Regions from separate parts of the Mus musculus genome. Here region 1 is linked to region 2. The links are chromatin contacts, found by POLR2A ChIA-PET in ENCODE. All regions are on one chromosome and are shown on one strand. Each heading gives the region's core, a stretch centred on a gene start or an enhancer-like site at or near the end of the contact. The rest is flanking DNA. Distances are from core to core; before and after follow the strand shown. Region 1 holds the start of Vav1 (vav 1 oncogene). Region 2 holds the start of Khsrp (KH-type splicing regulatory protein).

Region 1 (6,676 bases), core at 3,546-6,045, 250 kb before region 2:
ACTGTGCACAACTCTGCCCTAACTGCATGTGGCCTCAGGGTCTGGGGAGGTGCTACAGTACACAGCATGGAAAGGCAAGGGCTCCATCTGCACAGCCATACCAAAGCCATCATCTATGACGGGTGCAGACCTTCTAGCTTGGCTATTCTGGGGTCACTCTCCCGCCCATAGCTGCCTGAATTCCTAGTTGCTGTTTGCATGCACACTCTCAGGGAGACTCAATAAATGACAGAAAAATTCAGAAGGAGCATATCCTCCTGGCAAGAGACCCTAGCTAAGGAACAGTGTTGGGGGTTCCATTTCCACAAATCTTTCTATTTCAGTCCCACAGATGGATCATTTAACCAAACACCTAACTATGTGGAAGGTCCTGTTGTGTTCTCAGACATCCAAACACTATCTGATGCCCAGGGATAGCACTGTGTTCTGTCCATACTGTGCTGTGTACTTGTGCTTCCACACTGCTGTCTCCATTTTGTTCTTTCATGTGCATGCAGAGGGCAGATGTGGACGTCGGGTGTCCTGCTCTATCAGTCTCTGTCTGGTTGAGACAGGGTCTCTAACTGAACCTGGAGTTTGGCTGGCAACCAGCAAGCCCACAGCACCGGGTTTGCAAGGAGGAGCCCACAGTCATGCCTGGCCTTTTAATATGTGTGCAGGTCTTTATGGTCGCACAGCAAATGCTATTATCCGAGTCACTAAACCTAAGTCAATCGCTATGTTAGCTTCTACTCTCAGTTCAGACACACCAACCAAGGGCTATACCCATAACACCAGGTGCACACCCTCGTACCCACCTGCATGGTTTCCTACAGCTGGAGGCTTGTCAATGTGTTATACACCAATTCCTGCCTCTCATCCTATGAGCCTCGCATCCTGCCAAACCTTTCCAAAAAATTCATCGCTTTCTCCTCAGACCCTGAGCCTCAGAGTTCCACACAGAGGACTGCACAGTCCCACAGAGGCGGCAAGCACACGTTTGTGATGTCTGAAGCCTCTGTTTCTAACCATGATGTCATCAGCCTTTCTGTGGGTCTTAGACCTCATGGGCACTGGCCAGTCTGAAGATGTTCTACTCAGATCTCCAACACCAGTGCAACCAGCTAGAAAGCCACTGCCCTGAGCACATGGATACCTGCCTGCCACTACCTACCTCAGGACCTTTGCACAGGCAGCACCAACACACACACACACACACACACACACACGTCACTACCCACACAAGGGTAAGCCTTTACCAAGCCCAGGTTTCTGCTCTAGTCTAGTGAGATTTCCTAGACTCCTTACTCAAAAATGCCACAAAGCACTCTTTCTAAGTATAGCTTTCTTCAAAGTATGAGCCACCTCCTAGAAATGTACACCTGTCCTCATTGTCTCGTTGGTACATTTCCCTCCTTTAGAATATCATGTGATAAGACACGAGCATCTGTATCCCACTCCCACAGTTCCCAAAACCAAGGGCAGGGCTTGTCCTGAATAGTCACTGTTTGATGGATGGGTAGGCGGGGTAAAAGAATAAATGAATAGGAGAACAGGTGAATGAATAGATCGGTGCGTGAGTAAGTGGATGGATGAGTGGATAGACAGGTATACAGGTGGATGGATGGATGGATGGACAGATGGATGGATAGGTCAGCCTTGACTATGACACACAAGGGTAAAAGCTCATCCTTAAGTGTAGCTGGTGAATAGGTGGGTGGAGAAATAGGTAGATGTATAAATGGGTGGGTGGGTAGGTGGGTGGATGGATGGATACATGGATGGATGGATGGATGGATGGATGGATGGATGGATGGATGGCATAAAGTGTGTGTGTGTGTGTGTGTGTGTGTGTGTGTGTGTTGTTTTTGGTTTTTTGGTTTTTGGTTTTTTGGTTTTTTTTTGTTTTGGTTTTTTTTTTTTTTTGCACCAGATGTATAAAGTGAGTACAGGACCATTCTGAGATATGATTGATGGGGAGATTTTATTGTTGGTATGAGGAAGAATACAGCCAGAAGCATCTATGAGAGTACATATCATGAGAGAAAATAGCAGACTGAGTATGGCCAGCAGAATGGACCAGGCCACAGTGGGAGGGGGGAGAGCAAGAGAGGAGAGAGGGCCAAGAGTGCAGAGGGCACACAGTCAAAATGGCAGGGTTGTATAGGAAGAAGAAACTGGGGAAGGCTAACCCAGAAGCTGGTGATGTCTAGAAAAGGGAATGGGGTGAGAAGAACAGACTAGCCACAGGCACTGAGTAAATCTGGGCACCAGCATATGGATTGGTATGCTAATAGGCACTACAGTGAGCCATTTGTCCCAAGTTTCTTTTGGACCTGATAACTGGCTGGCTGGCTGGCTGGCTGGCTGAATAGATAGATGGATGGGTGGATGGATGGAGGATGGACAGATAGACTGGTGGGCAGATGGATGAATGGACAAATGAATGAGTGGGTGGGTGGGTAGACATACAGGTGGACAGATAGACAGATGGACAGATGGATGGGTGGATGGACGGACAGACGGACGGATGGACGGATGGATGGATAGATGGATGGGTTGGTAGATGGGCGAGTTGGTAGTATATAAATTATTTCTTCCCTATTTGCTGGACAAAGGAGAGAGATAGGGAAACGAAGGAACTATTCTTTCATTCCGACCTCTACGACTTTATCTCTCCTGTTTCCCAGTCAGTGGCTCCTTTCCTTTTTCTTTCTGCCTTCCCTTGGGGTACCTCCTCTGGCATATTGTAAATAGCCTGCTGATTCTCACCTACATCTCCACCAGATGTAGGATTTCCAAGAAAGTCAGAGAGACCAGAGGCCAGAAGTTACCAAGAAGATAGATGGGGGAAAATGAGGATGAACACTGGCCCAGCCTGAGGCTTCATACAGCTGGACATAGAGAGCCAGAGCAATGAGAAAACTCCTATTGATTCTTCAGAACCCAGCTTAAATACCCCTTCGTACATAAGACCTAATTCTCTCAAGCAGTGAATGTCCTTACATCCCTAGAGAACAAGAGCCTGTGATGCATCTTCTTCTGTCTCACTGAGTTTAAGAACTCTTTGGGGGCCAGAGCCAAGTTCCCAACATTGCTTGACACACACTAAGGCTGCTGTTGGGACACAGCTAGTCCTCTGGGGATTAACACCATGAACACCTGTCCTTCAGAAAAGTCAACCTTAGTTACAATACACAGGGGGGTGGAAGGCCATCCTTGACTCTAACCGTTTTCCCAACAGCTGTGATTGCCACATCATTGGGCACCCTGAGTCCCGCCAGAGCTGGGGCCCAAGAGTCCCATAGCTACTTCCTCAAGCCCTGAAAGCTACTGAAGTTCAAGCAAATGTAGGCAAATCTCTGCTGACCCCTAGCCAGCCAGAGGGACGGTCCATGGGGGACAGTGGGTGCTCTGTTCCCTACTTCCTTCAGAGGACTCACAACAGCTTCAGAGACTGCTGGCTCACTGACAACCCCAGAAATACCCTGGAGACTGCAGCAGGCCATTCTTAAAGTAACTCCCGTCTTCAACTCCATGGGACCCCTCGCATGAAGGGAAGAAACTAGGCTCTGACCCCGTTGCTCATCATTTCTAGGGACAGCCTCCTGGGACTTGGAAAAACAGGCTGTACAGGACTGGCAGACTGAGAGCAAGAGGACAGACAGACAGACAGATGCCCCCTACACCAAGGATGTGTCCTTCAGACCCCATGGCAAGGCCATGTTCCCTTAGATACAACTCATGTCCCTCACACCCCACGGTAAGGCTGTGGATCCCTTTGACTTGAACCTATACCTTTCATTTCTAGGGCTATCAGCCCTCCCCCCGAAACCCAGCATCCCTGGGGAAGCAGAGAAAAGAGTACAAAGCCACCAGTCACCTTTCACCACCACCCCAGCCACATTCAAATAAGGATTTGAATACATTTTCTAGGCTCACCGGGGCATAGTCTGACCATGCCTCCACTTGAAACACGGAGAGTGCACAGATGTCAAACTCAGGGACACCCAGGGCCTTGTTAGGACCCTAGGCCTGGGCCCTGCACTTCAATGGGCCCTTCCCGAAATAGGTAGAGTTGGGATGCCACAGGGTCTCGCATTGCAGCCCCCAACACTCCACGCCACACAGCACAAAGCCCTGGCAGGAAATGGAGGTGAAGGAAGATGTGAGGAGGAGGGGGGCAGAAGAGGTGGAAGAGGAGGAGCCACCGGTGGGGGAGAAACTGAAGGCCTCTCTCTCTTGAATCTGGTTCTCCAACCTCATGCACCCTCTTGGCTAACTACGAGGCAACAAGATACCTCTTAGGACCCCTTTAAATGGATCTCAACAGAGTCAGCTGGGGGCGGGGCGGGATAGGGAGATTTCCCCCTAAATTTGCTGGGACAGCTGCAAGCCAACCAAGAGTGTACAAACCCACCCAGAGCTCCGTTCTGCTCGACACCTCTCCATAGCCAGAGCCGGGCCTACCAGCCTTTATCCAGTCGGGCCCTAGCATCACCCAGCAGACTCACCTGGGACATCTGGGGCCGCAAGTTAACCTCGCGAAGATTAATGGCCTGGGGAAGCAGGTTGTTAAGCAATTGGCACAAGAGGACACCGTCCCGCAGTGCCTGTGCCAGCTCACACACCTGGGCCCCCTCCCAGGTCACACGGTGGCTGGGAGGCAGCACCCGACACTGGATCAGCCAGTGGGTGCACTGTCGCCAGAGCTCCATGGTGGCTGCCGGCCTCTCACTTGGCCCCTCGGGGAGGCCCCGTGCACCCTCGTTCCTTCACCACCGCCGCCGCCTGCCCCAGTGGGGACAACTACAACACCACTTCCTCTTCTGTGACTGTAACTGTCGCCCCGGGGTGGGGGTGGGGAGGAGCTGTGGGGCGGAGGGGGAGCAGCATCTGCAGTTACGCCCTCACAGCTTCCACTCACTGGTGTGACCTCGTCTTTCTCCACCTACACTGAGCAGACCTGGGCACCTGCTGAACTAAGGTGCCACTATCTCATCCAGCCGTAGGCACCTAGGCTGTCACCTCCTGTCTCCTCCTGGTCCCCAGTCTACGGCCCTGATCTCTCACAGCCTTTTGCCCCTGCAGCAGCCAAAAGGGACCACTGAACACTGAGTCAAGTCTCAACCATTCTTCCACCACCCATAACCCTCCTGGTTCAACCTTGCTTTGGGGCCAAAACTCATGTCTTTCCTGCACCCCACAAGGCCCTGTTCACCCTGCCCCAACCCCTGCCAGCCTCTTCTCCTCTCTCTGTTCTTCACTCCCTGACCTCCATCCTGCCCCAGGGCCTTTGCACTTGTGCCCACCACCTGACAGAAGACACTAATTCACTCCATCACTTCTTACATGTTACTTTTTGATTACTGAGTGCTCAGCCATAGATGGGACATCTATACCACCACCAGCCCGAGGCTCAAGGGAGAAGGAACAGAAAGTCGGTAAGAGTCGGGGGCGGGGGATGTGAAATGCTATCTCCAGGGCATACCCATGGCCACTACGCTCATGAACTCCGTGCAGTTATGGTGGCAGCACAAGACAAAGCCAGGAGGGAGCCAACATGCCCACAGGCAGCAGTAATGGATGCAAAGGGTTACAAAAGAGCAAGAAAGTGGGGATAAGGTAAAGAGAGTCCACTCTCATTCGGAGTCAGAGGGGAGTTGAGGGTGGGTAGGACGAAGATAGGTTGTTAACATGTAGGAAACTGCCAACAAATAGAACTATAATAAACATTAGAAAATATATTCTACTTTGAAAGCCATTTCACTTTTATTACATATATATATGTGTGTGTGTGTATATATATACATATGTATGTGTGTATGTGTGAAGGTACATGTGGGGCACAGTACATGTGTGGAGGTCAAAGGTTAACATGGGGGAGTAGGTCCTCTTTTTTTTTTTTTTAAAGATTTATTTATTTATTTATTTATTATATGTAAGTACATTGTAGCTGTCTTCAGACACTTCAGAAGAGGGGGTCAGATCTTGTTACGGATGGTTGTGAGCCACCATGTGGTTGCTGGGATTTGAACTCTGGACCTTCGGAAGAGCAGTCAGGTGCTCTAACCCACTGAGCCATCTCACCAGCCCAAGGGAGTAGGTCCTCTTTCCACCATGCAAGCCCCAACGATTGAGCTCAGATCATTAGGCTTGGTAGCAATCACCTTTGCCCACAGAGCCCTCTCACCCTCACCACCCACTTTTCCTTTTTTCTTTAAAACTTGTATGTGTGTGTGTGAGAAAGAGAGAGAGAGAGAGAGAGAGAGAGAGAGAGAGAGAGAGAGAGAGAGAACACTATGGCGTGTGTGTTGAGGTGGCAGGACAGCCTCAGTGTAGACCCTCTCTTCCACATACTTAACATAGAGTCTCTCTTACTCCTGGGCTAACTGCTCCTGGCTAGCTGAACTTCCAGAATTGTCTCTGCCCCCATCTCGTCTTAGGAGCACTGAGATTAAAGAGCACAGACTACCTCCTCCTGCTTTAATTGTGCCCTAGGGATTTGAACTCTTGTCCTCTCATTTGAGTAGCAAGCATTTGACTGAACCATCTCCCCAGCCCCCAAATGTCATTTTTTTTCCCTTAAGTCTTCCTAAATTTTAAGCCACAGCCCTCCTCCACCCTTAATTATCATACTATAAGCCCACCTTCCCTGCTGTGAGTTCTCGTCCGAGTCAAGGTCACCAGTGCCCTT
Region 2 (6,653 bases), core at 1,382-3,881:
CTGAACTAGAACTCAGTATGTACATGGAGGCTAGCCTCAAATGTAAAGAGATCCTCCAGCCTCTGCCTCCTACTGCTGAGATTAAAGGTGTGTGCCATCGTGTCCAGCTGGTTTTGATTATGGGATTGGGTTTTAGTATGCAGCCTTGGCTGTCCCTGAACTTGGAGACCCACCAGCCACTGATTCAACACTGGAGGGACTAAGGTGTGCACCACCATGCCTGTCTTGACTCTGAGTCGGTATCAAGAGCATTCTTGCCTCCTTTCGCAGCTACTCCAGTGCCTGTGGCAGAAGTTGGGCAGGGACATGAAGGACCCCAGTGGCCTCGTCAGCCTGTCATCTGTAACACTGTCCACGACCTGTGGCCAGATGGCCAGTTACCCACTGACTTTGGTGCGCACAAGGATGCAGGCTCAAGGTCAGCCTGGCTCCAGGAGCCATTACACATAGCTGTTCCTTGCCTCATTCCAGCTCTCTGTATCTTTTCACCTTTCCCACCAACTTTCAGCCTCTCTATAACCCATTTAGAACACCTTTGCTAAGTACTGAACCCACCAAAGCTTATGCTCACCCCTAATCTAACCCTAGCCCTCAAGTTAACATGCCTATCACCCATCACTTGGAAAGCCAGCCTCAGCTACTTTGAGGCTGGGGCTCAAGGTACAGAGTGTGCCTTATATGCATGGGTTCAATCCCCAGTACCACATGAACTGGGTGTGATAGTGCTGTTATTCCAGTAGGAGGTACATGCAAGGGAATCAAGAGTTCAAAGCTAGCCTCAGCTACATATGGAGTTCTAGGCCAATCTGCACCATATGATACCATGTCAACATACATACATACATATATAACAATAACCAAATGATCTCTACAACATTCCCTCAGTGTGATCAGATCCTTCACAGTGAATCTCACATCATACCCAGTGCTGACCTTGTCTATGTCTATCCCCAGACACTGTGGAGGGCTCCAACCCCACCATGCAGGGAGTCTTCAAGAGGATACTGAGCCAGCAGGGCTGGCCGGGGCTGTACAGAGGCATGACACCCACTTTACTGAAGGTGTTGCCAGCAGGCGGCATCAGCTACCTGGTGTATGAAGCCATGAAGAAAACCCTGGGTGTACAAGTCCTGAGCAGATGACCTGCCCTGAACAAGAAGAGAATGGAAGACCCAGTGTCCCTGAGTCTCAAAAAGCACTCCAAGGCTCAGGCTTTAAGGCCATTTTGGTTTGCAAAAACCACCCAGGACTCGGATTAGAAAAGCGCTGGGAGTCCTCCAATTGGGATTCTGAGTTGGGATTCCAGCCGGGTTTTTGCAGGCTTGTTCAAGAGAAGATGCAGACAATGAATAAAGATAGTTTTGGACGTCTGTGTCTGAGATTAGCTGGTTCTGGGTGGGAGCTGGGAGATGGGGTGTATCGTCTAGGGTGCTTGCCTAGCATTTATGAGATCCTAAGTTCAACCCCCACCCTGACGACTTGGGGATCAGGAGGACCTGAGATTTTGGGGTCCAGGCTAGGAGCTCTAGGGGTCTTGAACTCCGGTAAATGGACCTGGGACTTCTGGGCCCAGGGTGGCAACTGGAAGTTTGGACTCCTGTGGGAACTTGGGGTTCCTTCTTAGTCCAGGGTTGGGAGCAGGAGACTTGGACCCCTGTGGGGGGCCTGGGTCGAGGTTGGGAATAGGCTTGAAGTTTGAGGAGTTGGTGTCATGAGTCTTGGAAGTGAAGGTCCTTTGAGGGAAAATCTTCACCCAATTTCGGGCCACCACTCCCCCCACCCCCCAAGGCTTCGGGCAGGCCACGGGCAAGGCCTCCCCAAGCCAGGCTACTGGGGCGCTGACTTAAGGTCCTGCCCATAGTTCCGGCTGCTGAGCACTACCTCCCACGTCCTCTGCCACTCACTTCTGCTCCCACTAATCCGCTCCTGCCGCCTGGTAGCGGGTTCCACCCCAATGCAGATGCGCTTTCACTGGCTCTCAGCAAGCGGGCACTATTACTTCTGTTACTGCTATTTGTCCACAGAGGGGTCAATCATTGAACGCTTGCCCTTGTCGCTCAGCCATTGGCTCAGAAGTCAGAGGACAAGGATTCTGAGAAAAGTCACGTCCAAATCCAAGCGCATCCTCCAAAATGCTTCGGGGACTGGATCAAATGACTGCCAATCTTAGCAAGCACCGCCTCCTAAGTGTATTCATTAGCTGGTGTTGACGACTATCTTGCCGAGCGCCCGCCCAGCTCATCCCAGAGAATTTTCATAGGCTCCGCCCTCAAGGCCACGTGACTGATCAGAGCCGTCACTCTCATCCTAGAGCCGCCCCGAGAAGGTGGAACTCGCGCTTCATTGGGCCTCCTGACTTCTCGCGTGACTTCCAATTGCCCGCCCAGCGCCAGCAGCCCTGGGCTTATTGAGTCCTATCTTCGTCAGTCACACCGCGCCTCCCGCCCCCTGCATCTTCCGAAGCTCTGACTGGTCGCCCGGATTTACGGCCCACGATTGGCGGGCGTAGAGTGGTAGCCGTATACTACTGGCTGTTCCTCGGCGTCCGTCAAGCCGGTGGCGGGAGGAGGTGCCCCTCTTCCCCCTCCGCGACCCCCCCTCCCCGTCGCCTTCCCAGCCGCTGGCTTCCCATCGTGCTCCGCGGCCGTGTGGAGCGAGGCCTTGTTCCCGCGTTGAGCCGCCGCCGCCTCCGCCTCCTCAGCTTGAAGCCTCCGCACCAAGCCCGTCCCCGCCGCGCCATGTCGGACTACAACACCGGAGGTCCCCCGCCCGGCCCGCCGCCTCCCGCTGGCGGCGGAGGGGGAGCCGCGGGTGCGGGAGGAGGCCCTCCGCCGGGCCCGCCGGGCGCGGGAGACCGGGGCGGCGGAGGCCCTGGCGGCGGCGGCCCGGGTGGAGGAGGCGCGTCCGGGGGCCCCTCACAGCCTCCCGGTGGCGGCGGCCCTGGGATCCGCAAGGACGCCTTCGCCGACGCCGTGCAGCGGGCCCGCCAGGTGAGGGGGCCGCGAGGGCGCGTGCGCGCGCGCGGGGGAGGGGGCAGCGGCGCGCGCGGGGTCGCGGGAGGGTCACGTGGGCGGCGGGCTCGGGGCGGGGAGTCTGGGGCCGTCACGGTGTGAGGGTGACCCTCTGCGTGCGTGTAGTTAAGGGTGCGTTGAAGGGGGGATCTCCGAAAACTAGACTTTGCACTGGACGGTTTCTCTTGGGTACCAGGGCTTGCAGCCTTTGGGGTCCCTGAGACCCACCCCTGTACTTGCACCAGGTCTTCTCTATTAGGAGGGTTGCAGCTTTGGAGTTCCCACGATTTTTTTCCTGGGTGTACTAGAGGATTCCTCTAGGACCCATAAAGGTTGCAGTCTGGGACAGTGTCCCCAAGAGCCACCCCCCGAGCTTGCACCCGTTATTTCCATTCAAGATATAGGGTTTGCATTCTGAGGACCACTCTAAAGTCCAAGACTGTTTGTGATTTGGAGAGGTCTCCTAGTTTTCCAAAGGCCTGAGCTTGAATGTTATGAGGATGTCCCCAAGAATCACTCCTGGGTTTTCACTTAGGCACCCCCTTAGGACCCATGGGGTTCTAGAAACTGAGGCAGATCTGTAAGAGCAATTCCTGAGTTCATGAAGGATGGGGTCAGAGATGCTGTGAGACCCCTCTTTGAACCCTTGGAGTCTTAGGGTCCCCAAGGGCTTCTCAGGGTTTGTAAAGTTGCATCGCAGGATGGTAGGAGACCGCTATTCAGAGACCTGAGGGTTCAGAATATATTAGTTCCCAAGACGGAGTCCTAGGTTTGCACAGGGACTGAGCTTGGCCGTATACTTAGAAAGTGGGGGGGACCCATCTTAGCACACATTTGCACCCGCCCAGAAATTCAACTCCCTTTTAGAGGATCTTGCTTTACACACCATTACTCCTATTTTCAAGTCAAAACAGGTCCCCTGGCCCATTTCTGTACCTTCCCTAGGAAGGGATTTGGTAAGGGGTTGGGAGAGTTCTTTCTGATGAAGAGAGGACCGACCCTTTGTTAGAGAGCCTGGGCTTTGGGATGAGGTGGGGAAGGTGGACACGGGATCCTGCTTTTTACTGTTTGAATTCAAAAGTATTGTCTGTCTTTGGGAACATGCCTTGTTTTGATGACCGCATTTAAGAGTGTTATGTGCTGGTGTGACCTGGCTCAGCCTTGCTCACAACCCCACTCGGGTACATTCTGAGAGTTGGACAGGCCAGGCTTACCACAGATGCTGCTATCCTGGGGTTGTCCCAAGGCCTCCGGCCTAAGGACTGGCTCCTCCCTAGGTGGGAGGACCCATTGAGTTACTGCCCTCTTCATTATCACCTCTGCCTTCCTCCGAGGTGGGATGGGCTTTAGCGTGCCTTTTTTCTGGTCATCCCCCAAATTGTCTTACGAGGCAGCTTCCCGTGGGTAAGTGCTGTCAGTTGAGATGACACTCCCTGTCAAGGGTAAGCACAATTTTTTTTTTTGTTTTTTATAATAGCATAGGCCAGATCCTGAGTTCAGGATTTGGAGTGTGTTTGATGACTTAGGGGTGATGTATATATGTTCTCTGTGTACTTGAAACTCAGTGTGTGCCCCAAAGGGGCTTTTGTTTTGGTCATACTGGGATGTCAGGTGCCTTGAAGGTAGAAACTTGGCTGAGATTTCTCAGGATGATTTTGTAAAGATGTCCAGGGTAAAAGACAGGAAGGTTGTAGGGACCACATTGAAATCCTGTTTGCTGTCCAGGCCACTTGTGGGGGTGGTCCAGGAATCCCTGTCTTCCTTGGCTGCTGTTCCTTTTGCACTTGTGGTCACAGATCCTGACTGTAATGGGGACAGGGAGCCTATAGTTCTTAGAAAACTTGGGAGACATTCATAAAAGCTTCTAGAGTGTCTATGTCTGTGCCCACACTCCTCAAAATCAGGGAGAGCCACTCCAGGCCAAAGCTGGAGATAAACTTGAGAGTTGCTTGGGATGGTAACTCATCTATATTTCTACCTCACCCTAGATTGCAGCCAAAATCGGAGGTGATGCTGCTACCACCGTGAATAACAACACTCCTGATTTTGGCTTTGGGGGCCAAAAGAGACAGCTGGAAGATGGAGGTAACTGCTGGTGGCGGCGGCGGCGGCGGCAGTAACAGCAGCTGGCTCTCACCTGAGAGGGAGGCCTGGGGCTAAGAGTAGCATTTTGTCCCAGTGGGACTTCAAGACAGGGGAGCCAGCCCAGCTTTTTGTCCCATCTGCCACCCTTAAGTATCAGATAGCTAGCACCAGGCAGAGGTGGTGCACACCTTTAATCCCAGCACTTGGGAGGCAAAGGCAGGCAGATTTCTGAGTTCCAAGACAGGCAGGGTTCTACAGAGAAACCCTGTCTCGGAAAACCAGAAAGAGCCGGGTGGTGGTGGCACACGCCTTTAATCCCAGCACTTGGGAGGCAGAGGCAGGCTGATTTCTGAGTTCGAGGCCAGCCTGGTCTACAAAGTGAGTTCCAGGACAGCCAGGGCTACACAGAGAAACCCTGTCTCGAAACCCCCCCCCCCCAAAAAAGAAGAAAACGGAAAACCAGAAAGAAAGAAAGAAAGAAAGAAAGAAAGAAAGAAAGAAAGAAAGAAAGAAAGAAAGAAAGAAAAGAAAAAAGAAAAAAAGTATCAGAAGCTGAGATGAGAGAAGGGCAGGTCGATTGTGACAGGGAGGGTGGTAGGCTCTCAAGACTGTTCCTTCCCTGTTAGAGACCAACACAGGGCACAAGGTAGCTGTTAAGCAGGACATTGGTTTCCTGACTCTAATCTGGAAGAGGACCCTGTGATGTTAATAATGTTTATGTGTGAACTTTGTCAGCTGGGTGGTGGTGGTACACGCCTTTAATCCCAGCACTTAGGAGGCTGAGGCAGTCAGATTTCTGAGTTCAAGGCCAGCCTGGCCTACACAGAGAAACCCTGTCTCAAAAAAAAGAAAGAAAAAGTGAGCTTTGTCACTCTGAGGTGGTGAATGACTTGGGCATGTTGCCCCTTTCTGGGCCAGCACCTTCTAACCCTCCATTTCGGCTGTCATGTGGTAATGGTGACTATGCCTAGAACATGCTGCACCAGCTTTGGGGTTGAGGCGGTGCGGGTGGGTGGTGTCACATCTGACAGACTCTCTCATCCACAGACCAGCCAGACAGCAAGAAACTGGCTTCCCAGGGAGACTGTAAGTCCACTGGGTGTGTGCAAACGGGGCATCATGGGTTGGGGTTGGGGAGCCCAGATAGATGCTAAGCTAGTCTCTGCTTTGGATTTCTTTTCCCAGCGATTGGTTCTCAACTGGGACCCATCCATCCTCCCCCCAGGTAAGCGGAACCAGGGATGCTGGTGGGCGGGGGAAAGGGTGCACTTGTGTCCATGTGTGTTTGGGGGTGTGTGTGGATTGTGGATACTGTAACAACGTGGTTTATCACTGGCTGAGTAGTCAGATGTTCCCAGGGTGATTAGAACCTGTAGAGGATGCTGTTGTCTGGCTGCCTCAGATGGCCTGGGGTGAATATGACTAGGTTGTTGAGATAGGCTACTGGTTTTCTTTGAATGAGTTTGTAGTTTCATGAAATACAATAGATACTAACTGGAGAATGAGGTGAACTATGTGACAAGCCCCCTTTTTAATGATATGTGGACTGTTAGTGTG

Evidence for each region. ChIA-PET counts read pairs that join two places held with the same protein, here RNA polymerase II (POLR2A).
Region 1: POLR2A ChIA-PET joins it to region 2 with 12 read pairs in embryonic stem cell. The contact joins the promoter of Vav1 here to the promoter of Khsrp in region 2. POLR2A ChIA-PET finds 5 or more read pairs at or near these places in 3 of 5 experiments (Patski and embryonic stem cell).

What each region holds. Positions count from the first base shown.
Region 1 is chr17:57,277,219-57,283,894 of GRCm38, reverse strand. It overlaps Vav1 (vav 1 oncogene), which reads right to left and starts at 4,795. Exons shown (of 27, transcript NM_011691.4): 1 at 4,494-4,795. The coding sequence starts at 4,697.
Region 2 is chr17:57,027,485-57,034,137 of GRCm38, reverse strand. Khsrp (KH-type splicing regulatory protein) reads left to right here and starts at 2,631. Exons shown (of 18, transcript NM_010613.3): 1 at 2,631-2,990; 2 at 5,000-5,096; 3 at 6,144-6,182; 4 at 6,282-6,321. The coding sequence starts at 2,739. Slc25a41 (solute carrier family 25, member 41) reads left to right here. Exons shown (of 7, transcript NM_175333.3): 6 at 271-418; 7 at 955-1,366. The coding sequence ends at 1,142.